2 separate regions of the Homo sapiens genome follow, and region 1 is linked to region 2. The links are chromatin contacts, found by Hi-C in ENCODE. All regions are on one chromosome and are shown on one strand. The core of a region is the stretch at or near the end of the contact, and the rest is flanking DNA. Distances in the headings are between cores, read along the strand shown. Region 1 has its middle 30 kb from the start of FAM156A. Region 2 holds the start of TBC1D25 (TBC1 domain family member 25).

Region 1 (5,867 bases), core at 131-2,630, 4.5 Mb before region 2:
CACTATTGTGATGGTTAGTTTTAGGTGTCTGCTTGATGGGGTTAAGAAAAACCCAAATAGCTGGCAAACCATTATCTCTGGGTGTGTCTGTGAGGGTGTTTCTGGCCTTTGAATCAGTGAACCGATGGAGGAAGATTGGCGTGGGTGGGCATTGTCCGATCCCTCGAGGGCACAGGTACAACAAGAAGGCGGAGGAAAGGGGAATTTGCTGTCTTCTGGAGTTGGGACACCCCGTCTTCTCCTGCCTTTGGACATAAGAACTCCGGGTTTTCAAGCCTTCAGACTCCATGAATTATGCCTCTGGCTCTGCTGGTTCTCAGGCCTTTGGACTCAAACTGAATCACACCATCCACCTCCCTGGCTCTCCAGCTTGCAGATGGAGATGGCAGGACTTCTCAGCCCCCACAGTCACATGAGCCAATTCCCATAACAAGTCCCCTCTTTGGTTCTGTTTCTTGGGAGAACCCTGACTAATACAACCATTCATACCAATACTATCGGTATTCACCTCACCGTGATTCTGTACCAGACACTGGCTGACCACCTAACATGAATCATGCTTTTCTCACCCAACTCCGTGACTGTCAACTCTACTTCTATCACCCATTCACAGGTGAGGGCCTTCTGTATTCTCATCAGCCCCAGCTCCGAGCACAGTCCTTTGCCGAGGCCTTCCTGGTCCTCCTCTTCCTCCTCCTCCTTCTGACCAGGGCCAGCATCTTTTCTTTTCTTTTCTTTTCTTTTCTTTTCTTTTCTTTTCTTTTCTTTTCTTTTCTTTCTTTTCTTTTCTTTTCTTGACAGTCTCACTCTATCGCCCACTCTGGAGTGCAGTGGAGCGATCTCGGCTCACTGCAACCTGCACCTCCCAGGTTCAAGCGATTCTCCTGCCTCAGTCTCCAGAGTAGCTGGGATTACAGGTGCACGCCAACATGCATGGCTAATTTTTGTATTTTTAGTAGAGATGGGGTTTTGCCATGATGGCCGGGCTGGACTTGAACTCCTGACCTCAAGTGATCCACCCGCCTTGGCCTCCCAAAATGCTGGGATTACAGGCATGAGCCACCGTACCTGGCCAGAGCTAGCATCTTAGTCTCACAGTGGCCCCTGCTCATTCTGTCCTCAGCCCTCAGCCCTGCTGTCACCCACCCACATCCTACAACCCCTCCACTTCCTCTTCTCCGTGTCTGTTGTCCAGGGTGGGACCAAGTCCAAACCTGAGCTTCCTGCTAAGTCAAAGTGACCTTTTCCTTTCAGTCAGGGAAGCCTGACTGAAGCCTGTGGTCCCACGGTGAGGTCTTGGTGTCTCCAGGCACAGTGCAGCCACGTTGCAGTGATATCCACCTTTGCCAGCAGGGGGCATCTCATCTCCAAGACCGGGAAAGCCTCAGAGAAGACAGAGGAACAGTCTTAAACATTCACTCCTGGTGGGGTCAGAGGCCTCAGGGTGCATGAGCTCCAGGCTGGGTGTCTCTTGGAGCCTCCCTCTCTGCATGTGGACAGGTAGGGGCAGCCTAGGGCCAGGTTTTAGTGCTGTTGGGGTCATCTGCAGATGGCTTTTCACTCCTTCCTACTTCTTCTCCTTGTACCAGAAGCTCATTTCCATGGCTAAAGGAAAATTCTCATATAATTTTGTCTTCCTTTTCTTATTTAATGATTGCATTATATGCTTTCTTCTACAAGATGCACTGGCTCTGAGGCAGGTCAGGCTATAGGTTGGCGAGTCCTGAGGGCACCAGCCTGGATCCTGAAGATACTGGGGGCAGGCTCCAACAGAGCCTGGGGCTCAGGAAAAGGCCACCAACCCCCCAGCCAGATCCTGGCCAGCTGCCGGCTCCGCCTCCACCCTGTCCTCTCCCAGGGCCTGAACTCTGGGTCTAGAAGCTCCAGGCCTGGTGGTTTGGGGAGACAGGGACCAGGAGGATCCCTCAGAAGAGGAGGCAGCAGACAATCTCCATACAGCTTGAGGGGGTGCACAGCTGTGGGGTGAGGCACGGCCCACCCAGCACAGGCCCACTGACCTGCTGTGCAGCTGCAGGCCCAGCTGCTGCCCTCTACGACACTCAGTCTCCTCACCTGCGCAGTGAGCATCATTATACCCCCAACATGCAGGGGATGCTCATGAATGGAGGGGAGCTGAGGCGTTAATAAAGCAGATTTGGCCCAAGAGGAGGAGGAGTGGGTCAGGGTTGGTGGGGAAGGACAGATGCGGCCACCTCAGGGACAGCCAGGGGCTGCCTTCCTGGAAGTGCTCAGGACAGTCAGGCGAGGGAAGTTCTGAGGTTGTGAGCAGAACCATGGTCTGGGGACCAGGTGAGATTTTCTCTATAGTGTTCTGGGGTGGCCACCTGCTTTGTCACTGTTCCTTCCTGTTGTCGTCATCTCTGCCTATGGGTGCCCCGAGACGAGCCCAGTGAGCTCACTGTGAGTTACTGCGACCCACATGCAGTCATTAGAGCCATGCGTCATCATCACAACAGCCACCAGGTTAACACTTGGGTAATTTATCCAAATAATGACTCACCTGTTCTGACCTGATTTGGATTATATGCCATCATTTATTGTAGCCATAGTTTATTCAGTCATTCTCCTATTGGATCGTTAATTAGTGTTTGATTTACTTTTTGACCATCCAGACCTGTGATGAGAATTCTTGTACATGCAATGATGTTCATAGAGTAACCCTACTTGTAATAGCTAAAAACTGGAAACAACCCAACTACACACCAATAAGAAGTTGCATAAATAAATTCTGCCAGATTCACACTATGAATTACTGCACAGCTATGAGAAGGAATGAGCTAGACCATACAGAGACATAACATTAGGTGACTGAAGCCAGATATAAAAGAGGATATGCTATGTGATTCCCTTTCTACATGGCTCAAAAGCAAATAACAATAGTGTTTAGGCATACATATGTCTGTATTATAACAGTTTTACAGAAAGCAAGGATTCTAACCTGTCTGGTGGGCAAATTTTCTTAATTTTTGAAATTATACAGTAAAATGGACACTTGAGGTATAGTTCTGTGAATTTGAACACCTGTATAGATAGATATAACCACCATCACAGTCAGTATCCAGAACATATGCATCACCCCAAAGAACTTCCTGGGTTCCTTGTGCTGCCCTTGTATAGTCACTTCCTTCTCCCACCCCTAAGCGCTGGCACCCACGGATCTGTTCTCTTATCACTATACTATTGTCTTTTCCAGGATATCATAGAAATGGAATAATACAGCCTGTAGTCTTTTGAGACTGGCTTCTTCACTCAGCATAGTCTCTTTTCTTTTCTTTTCCTTTCTTTTCTTTTCTTTTCTTTTTTTTTTTTGAGACAGAGTCTTGCTCTGTTGCCCAGGCTGGAGTGCAGTGGCGTGATCTCGGCTCACTGCAACCTCCATCTCCCGGGTTCAAGCGATTCTATTCTCCTGCCTCAGCCTCCTGAGTAGCTGGGATTACAGGCACGCACCACCATGCCTTGCCAATATTTGTATTTTTAGTAGAGACGGGGTTTCACCATGTTGGCCAGGGTTGTCTCGAACTTCTGATCCGCCCGCCTCGGCCTCCCAAAGTGCTGGGATTATAGGCATGAGCCACTGCGCTCGACCCCTTGAGTTTCATTCAAATCGTTGAATATATCAATAGTTCCTTCTTTTTTTCTGAATAATATTCCATTGTATGTGTGTAGCAGATCTTGTTTATCCATGCACCCATTGAAGGACATTTGGGTCATTTCTAGTTTGGTACAATTATGAATAGAGCTGCCATAAACATTTGTGCATGGATTTTTGTGTAAACATAAATTTTCCTTCTTCTAGGATAAATATCCTGGATGTCCAATGTTTCCAACACCATTTGTTGAAAAGACTGTTCTCTTTCTGTTGAACTATCCACAAAAATAAGGCAAATAGATTTTTTTTTTTTTTTTTGAGACAGGGTCTTACTCTCTCACCCAGGCTAGAGTGCAGTGCCACAATCACGGTTTGCTGCACCCTTGGCCTCTCAGGCTCAAGCAATCCTCAGCCTCCTGAGTAGCTGGGACTACAGGTGTACACCAGCACACTCGGCTAAGTTTTCTTATTTTTTGCAGAGATGGGGTCTCACTCTGTCACTCAGGCTGGAGTGCAGTGGCATGATCATGACTCACTGCAGCCTCGACCTTCTGGGCTCAAGCCATCCTGCCTCGGCTTCCCAAAGTTCAAAGTCATTTTGACTGTTGTAGCTCCTTTCCCTTTCCACATAAATTTTAGAATCAGTTTGTATCTATAAAAGATCCTGCTGGGAATTTCATTGGAATTGCATGAAATCTGTACATCAATTTGGGGACATCATTCCTATAATGAGTCTGTAATCCATGAGTACAGTACGTCCCTCTCTTTATTTAATTGTTCCTTTATTTCTTTCATTAGCTTCTGATGGTTTTTAGCATACGGCTCCTGCACATGTTTTGTTAGGTTTTCAGGGGCAGCTATTGTAAATGGTATTGTATATTTTTAAAAATGTTCCAAGCAGTTCATTGCTAGTCTATAGAAGTGCTTTGCTTTTTGTTGTTGTTGAACATATATCCTATAATGTTGCTTAACTCCCTTGTTCATTCGAGAAGTATTTTTTATAAATCTGACAAGATTTTCTATGTAGATTATAATAATGTCTGTGAGTTGGAGTAGTTGTAGTCCCTCCTTTCCAATCTGTAAGCCATTTATTTCTTTTTCTTTCCTTTTTAAGCTGGTTGGAACTTTCAGTACAATATTGAATAACAGGGGTGAGAATGAGCAACCTTGTTTGGTTCCTGATGTTATGGAGAAAGCAGTTAGTCTTTATTAAGTATAATATAAGGTGTAGGATTTTTTTAGTTGCTCCATATCAAGTTAAGCAAGCCTCCTTCTAATTCTGGTTTGCTGTTTTTTTTTTCTTTAATTATGAATGACTGTTGAATTTTGTCAAAGGCTTTATCTGTATCAACTGTTGTGACCATGTGGTTGGAGTTTGCAGTTTTTTTTCGGTATATTAATATGGTAGATTGCATTGACACATTTTTGAATATTGAACCAGCTTTGCATTCCCAAGATAAATCCCACTTGGTCTTGGTGCATTATCCTTTTTATATATTATTGGATTTAATATTAACCAAATGTTTTCTTGATAATATTTTGTTGAGAATTTTCTGAATCTATGTTCATGAGGGAGATTACACTATAGTTGGTTTTTTCTTAATGCTGTCTTTGTCTGATTTTGGTGTCAGTGTAATGCTGATCTTATAACATGATTTGGTAAATATTTCAACCATCAATTCCATGTTTTTTTTTTCTGCAGTGATTTTATTTTTTTATTTTATTTTTTTAATTTTATTATTATTATACTTTAAGTTTAGGGAAGTCAGTGTGGCGATTCCTCAGGGATCTAGAACTAGAAATACCATTTGACCCAGCCATCCCATTACTGGGTATATACCCAAAGGATTATAAATCATGCTGCTACAAAGACACATGCACATGTATGTTTGTTGTGGCACTATTCACAATAGCAAAGACTTGGAACCAACCCAAATGTCCAACAATGATAGACTGGATTAAGAAAATTCCATCTTTTAATAGATGGAATCTATTTAGATGATTGGTTTATTTTATTATTGGTTTATTTTATTATTATTATTATTTTTTTTTAGTAGAGACAGAGTTTTGCCATGTTGTACAGGCTGGTCTTGAACTCCTGACCTCAAGTGATCCACCCACCTTGGCTTCCCAAGGTGCTGGGATTACAGGCATGAGCCACCACAGCTGGCCAATGATCTATTTTTGAGTAAGTTTTGGTGGTTTGTGTCTTTCAAACAATTGTTCCATTTTCATCTAAGTTGCTTAATGTATATGC
Region 2 (5,720 bases), core at 1,246-3,745:
GGACAAGAGCAAAACTCCGTCTCAAAAAAAAAAAAAAAAAAAATTATCCGGGCATAGTGGTGCATGCCTGTAGTCCCAGCTACTTGGGAGGCTGTGACAGGAGAATCACTTGAACCTGGGAGATGTCACTGCACTGCAGCCTGGGTGACAGTTAGACTCCATCTCAAAAAAAAAAAAAAAAAGAAATAAAAAGGAAAATGCATTTAACACATTTATCCTACCAAACATCACAGGTTAGCCTAGCCTACCTTAAACGTGCTCAGAACGCTCACATTAGCCTACAGTTGGGAAAATCATCTAACACAGAGTCTGTTTTACAACAGTGTTGAATATTTCATGTAATTTATTGAACACTGTACTGAAAGTGAAAAGCAGAATCGCTGGGCACTTGCAGTACAGTTTCTACCAAATGCGTATCGCTTTTGCACCATTGTAAAGTTGAAAAATCCTAAGTCCAGTTATTGTAAGTTGGGGACTGTCTGTAAACTGTAATAAAAGTAATATGAATGTGGTCTCTCTCTCTCTCTCAAAATATCTTATTGTATGTAATATTTGCAGACTGAGGTTGACCATGGGTAACTGAAACTGCAGAAAGCAAAACCACAGACAAAAGTAGACTACTGTGCTCCAAGACATGCATACGTGGCTGTTCACTGTGGGATTATTTGTAGTAGTAAAATAAACAAAAACCCTACCAAACAAAGGCCAGATAGCCACTGTAGAGGTCGGTGGCCCACTGGCCAGTCCCCAGCATCTTCCCACTCACCCACTCAAATCAAAGGCTCGGATGAGGATGTGCTGCAACACGTCGAGCGAGGTGATCTGGGGATCTACAGCAAAAGAGCGGAACTCTGGCGGCAAGAAGCTCTCACATTTCTGGGGAGAGAAGACATGGGGTAGGCCACCAGGGGCCCCATCACCATGCTGAAGAGTGAGGTGCAGAGTGGTAGAAGGCAAAGTCAGAGAGGTGCCAGGGGCCAGATCAAGGCAGGTGTTCTGGACCACAGGGTCCAGTGAGGAGGAGGCTACTGCAAGAGTTCAGGCCCCCAATCCTTCTTCTATATCCCTTCAACTATGGTTGCCAGAATCACCGTGTCCAGTCTGGCTCCTGTTAAATCAGTCCTCTATGGTGCTGTAACCAATCTAACACATCTACCTACAACACTCCCCTGCTTCAATCTCTTCAATGGCAACCCTAGAGTCCCAGCAAGCGGGCCTATGGGGCCCCAGCCAGCCTCTCACCAGGTTTTTTGAACTTTACACTCTAGTAGTACCAAACTGTTAGAAGTTACCTTGAAACCATCCTGACTCCAGGCCATTGATTGTGCTGATCCCCTGTCTGGAACATCCCTCCCACTTTCTTCACGTGGTTCACGCCCAGCTCAGGCATCATCTTTTTTCTGAATGTCAAACTTCTACCTTAGAGCTCTATTACACTGAAGTGATGTGTGGACCCTCTTATCACTGCCAGTGCCACTGGTTGGTCGGAGCCACCATCATTGTTTACTGGAACTATGGCAACAGCGTTCTTCCTCAGCATACACACCAAAGGCCCTTGGCGATCTGTCTCTGTCTTAGCGCTCTGATTCACCTCCTACCACTCTTCCCCTCATTCTCTCCACTCCAGCAATCAGGAACCTACGGGAACATGCCAGGCTCATTCCCATCCTCTAGTCTTTGCCCTTGCTATTCCTTCTGCCTAGAATACTCTTCCCTTCTAATATGCACATGGCTGACTCCTTTTATTCGGGTCTCTGCTCCTTCAATACCTCCTCTGGGGATTTCCCTGTACAACCTTGGCTAACGTGACTCCCTATTTCATAACCTTTTTCATTATTTTAGTGTCCGAAGCATCTCATTTCTTTAGTTGTCTCCACCCACGAGCCTGTCAGCTCATCAAAGTGGGAACTTGCACATAAGTGCACTCTCAACACATGGGTTGACTGACTCCAGAGCCAGCACCTTCTCATTCCTCAGAGCCCCACCCTCAACTACTGCGGCCCCTCCTCCAGCCCCATAGCCCCTCCCCTTTGTCTATAAGCTCCACCCATTCATCCCATAGACCCCCGCCTCGTCCCTCTATTTTCAGTCCCACGCCCCAAGGTACGTCGCTAACGCTCTCAGGCTCTCAGGCCCTCCCTACCCCTCGCCATCATCACTTGGCCCTCAAGCTTCGCCGCTCAGGTTATGTCCGAAATCTCAGGTCCCGCCCTCCATCCTATGACAGCCACCGCCTCCCCCTCCCCTGGGATGCCTCGGCGGCTGGGCCGACTCACCGCCAGCCTCACCTTGACTCGGACCCGCACCACCTCTCGCTCCTCCTCCTCAGCGGCCGCCGCCGCCTGAGCTCCCACACCGGGCGGGGGCGCTCCGGAGCCAGACAAGTCCGAGGCCCCGGAGGCTGTTGCCATCCCGCCGCCGCCCGTCTCAGGGTGACGGCTGACCGTTGCCCCCCACCCCGGCGCACACTCTACTGTACTGACGCCCGCCGCCCCACCTCGTGCCGGGGCGCAGGCGCAGAGGGCGCCGCGCGACCCTACCCCCCACCGTCCCTCCCACCTGGCCCTGCCTGGAGGTCGCCTCTGCGCCTGCGCCTAGAGTGCTGTTGCCAGGAGCCCCGCCCCCAAAAGTCGGGCATTTTGCTCTATTTCAGCTAGCGTGCAGACGCCTACTGAGGCCCCGCCTCCCCCAGCCCCGTGGTTTGGTTGTTTTGACAGCATACTTCCGGATTCACGGAGGTGTTAAACTGACGCCTCGTTCGCCAAGAGAAGGGGGCGGGGAAAGGAAGAGGCTGCGTGATGACGTCAGGCCCACACCCCGCCTCAAGTTGCCTCACGCCTCTGCTGGCAGATGATGTCATCTATTTCAAATACCAGTGGCCCTCGCTTCAAATGAATCCACTGAACAGAAAAAAATCCTTTTTTTTTTTATTTTTTTAGGCAGGGTCTCGCTCTGTCATCCAGGTTGGAGTGCAATGGCGCGATCACAGCTCACTGTAGCCTCAAAGTGAGCTATGATCAAGCGATCCTCCTGCCTCAGCCTCCCAAGAGCTGGGACTACAGGCGCGTGCTACCACGCCCAGCCAATTTTTGTATATCTTGTATAAACAGGGTTTAGCTGTGTTGCCCAGGCTAGTCTCGAACTCCTGACCTCAAGTGATCCACCCGTCTCGGCCTCTCAAAGTGTTGGGATTACAGGTGTGAGCCACAGCCCTCGGGTAAAGTGTTTTTAAAAATATACTCAGCAGGGTGCAGTGGCTCACGCCTTATAATCTCAGCACTTTGGGAGGCCGAGGCGGGCTGATCGCTTGAGCCCAGGAGTTCTAGACCAGCCTGGGCAACACAGCGAGACCCCGTCTCTAACAAAAAATTAAACAATTAGCTGGACGTGGTGGCGCACACCTGCAGTCCCAGCTACTCGGGAGGCTGAAGCGGCAGGATGGCTGAGCCCAGGAAGTCAAGGCTGCAGTGAGCGGTGATCACACCACTGCCCTAACCTGCACCACAGAGCAAGGCCCTGTTTCAAAAAAAATTAATAATTTATACCCTGACTTAGTAAGGTCAGATAAAACAGGAAAATGGTTTACACATTGTGAAAATTCATGGAGATTTTGTACACTGATGATTTTTGTACTTCCTGTATGAATGTTATACTTCATTAAATAATTTGCCCCCAAAAAACACTATTATGCTCTCTGGAGTTCTAGCTTTTTAGTTTGCCTTTGTCTGAAACTTGACGAGATCATACTTTCCCAAGTTTACACATCTAGGAGGCAAATTTCCAGGTAATTCAACTCCAGGAAGGACACTAATGCTTCTAATTGAAACCCAGGAAGAAGTTAACAATCAAGCCTTCAGAAGGCAGAAAGCGAGACAGACCCAGGGAGCTCAGCAGCATATCTCTAAAGCTCTGCCATTATTGAACCAGCTCAAAGGATCCCCGGTCTTTGTGTCCCTTTTCCAAGTTTCACATTCTCAGATCTTGGGGAATCACTGAATCACTGGAAAAGCCCTCTGTCCAGCTTGGTCTAGAGATTTCTTTGAAACCTGACTAAAATGTTGGTACTGACTGCCAGGGACCAGTTGAAAGAGAAGTGGCCAGGCTCAACTACGAACCAATCAATGGGGCCCAAATGATACCATCTATAAAAGATCAGCTTTTTGGGGTCCCAGAGCAGGGTGGATAATGGATCCGGAAGAGCAAATGGGGAATGCCCAGCAGAGCATGCAAAAGGCTCAGCAATGTGCTGAGCACATAGTTAGTGATCAAAACAATGAATGGAAGAAGCCAAGAATAAATGAAGAAAAATTTTAAAAAATAAACTGAGTCAGGCACAGTGGCTCACACTTGTAATCCCAGCACTTTGGGAGGCCGAAGTGGGAAGATCGCTTGAGCCGGGGAGTTTGAGACCAGCCTGGGCAACATAGGAAGACCCTGTCCCTACAAAATTAAAAAAAAAAAATTAGCTGGGTCTGATGGTGCGCACCTGTGCTCCTAGCTATTCGGGAGGCTGAGGTGGGAGGATTACTTGAGCCTGGGAGGTCCAGGCTGCAATGGAGTTGTGATCACGCCACTACACTCCAGCCTGGGTGACAGAGTGAGAACCTGATTAAAAAAAAAAAAAAGCCCACAAAACTTTGCTTTTGTCTTACCTAATCTTCATAACATGTTAAGGTTGGTCCTGTTCTTAAATGGTGTATGTCTACTAGATATTGGCTGAATTATTGAATATATCTTAGACTCTTCTGAGAAACTTTATATGTGGCAAAATGCAAAAAGGCAGTCTTCCCACTTAATTGCACAACATCCGTGCGGTTTGGACAAAATACAGGCTGCACTTACAAATGTTATTTCTGGCCGGGCACAGTGGCTCACGCCTGTAATCCCAGCACTTTAGGAGGCCGAGGCGGGCGGATTACGAGGTCAGGAGATGGAGACCATCCTGGCTAACACGGTGAAACCCCGTCTCTACCAAAAATACAAAATAATTAGCCAGGCGTGGTGGCGGGCGCCTGTAGTCCCAGCTACTCGGGAGGCTGAGGCAGGAGAATGGTGTGAACCTGGGAGGCGGAGCTTGCAGTGAGCCGCCACTGCACTCCAGCCTGCACTCCAACCTGGGCAACAGAGCGAGACTCCGTCTCAAAAAAAAAAAGTAAACAAAAAACAAAAACAAATGTTATTTCCAACAAAGGAGTCTTGTAAGATACTAGCACTCCAACTATTGTGTCCGTGTCATATGGACGCAACCCTCAAGGTTAACTTTTTAGGTAAGTCTGCAATTCTATTTTGGTGTCTTTTAAGACAACATGTTGCCTTGGTATTAACATTAAATAGATATCTCTATTTTTAGAAGGTATAAATAATGGGGATTTTCTCTGAAAGCCAGAAAAGGATTATTGGCATGTCTCTCTTGCCCCATGTGTTTAGAGTCAAAATCACTTATAGCACTGCTGGATTTTCTGATGGAAACAAGGAGTAAGAGCCTGCTTTTCATTTATCATAGGGTGGGATGTGCAAACCATTAGCCTGGAGTTTGGAATCGATCCTAAGGACACTGGGGCAAAGGTTTAGACAGGGGTATGATGTGGTCAGATGCCTCTGTCTTGGTCCTGGGGAGAGCTTTGGATGGAAAGATACTGGAAGCAAGGAGATCAAAAAGGAGGTCCTTGCCATAGTCCTGGGGAGAACTTTCTTTTTTGTTTATTCATTCTTCCATTCAA

What was found. Hi-C counts contacts between places; a loop is a spot of excess contacts on that map. Pooled maps may share reads with other maps.
Region 1: a pooled map shows a loop between it and region 2 (6-fold over the local background). The contact joins the enhancer-like site here to the promoter of TBC1D25 in region 2. A Hi-C loop is called at or near these places in 2 of 50 pooled maps.

Annotation. Positions count from the first base shown.
Region 1 is chrX:52,985,709-52,991,575 of GRCh38, reverse strand. It overlaps a transcript of FAM156A not described here. Among named protein-coding and RNA genes, the nearest start is that of FAM156A, 30 kb to the right of the region's middle. RefSeq lists an enhancer at 1,326-1,905. Within about 2 kb of position 1,380, at least 9 of the 41 ENCODE cell types and tissues checked have a DNase peak (open chromatin) inside an H3K27ac peak, as active enhancers do.
Region 2 is chrX:48,536,489-48,542,208 of GRCh38, reverse strand. It overlaps TBC1D25 (TBC1 domain family member 25), which reads right to left and starts at 2,495. Exons shown (of 6, transcript NM_002536.4): 1 at 2,289-2,495; 2 at 767-876. The coding sequence starts at 2,411. RefSeq lists enhancers at 1,840-2,340, 2,341-2,841 and a silencer at 2,335-2,554.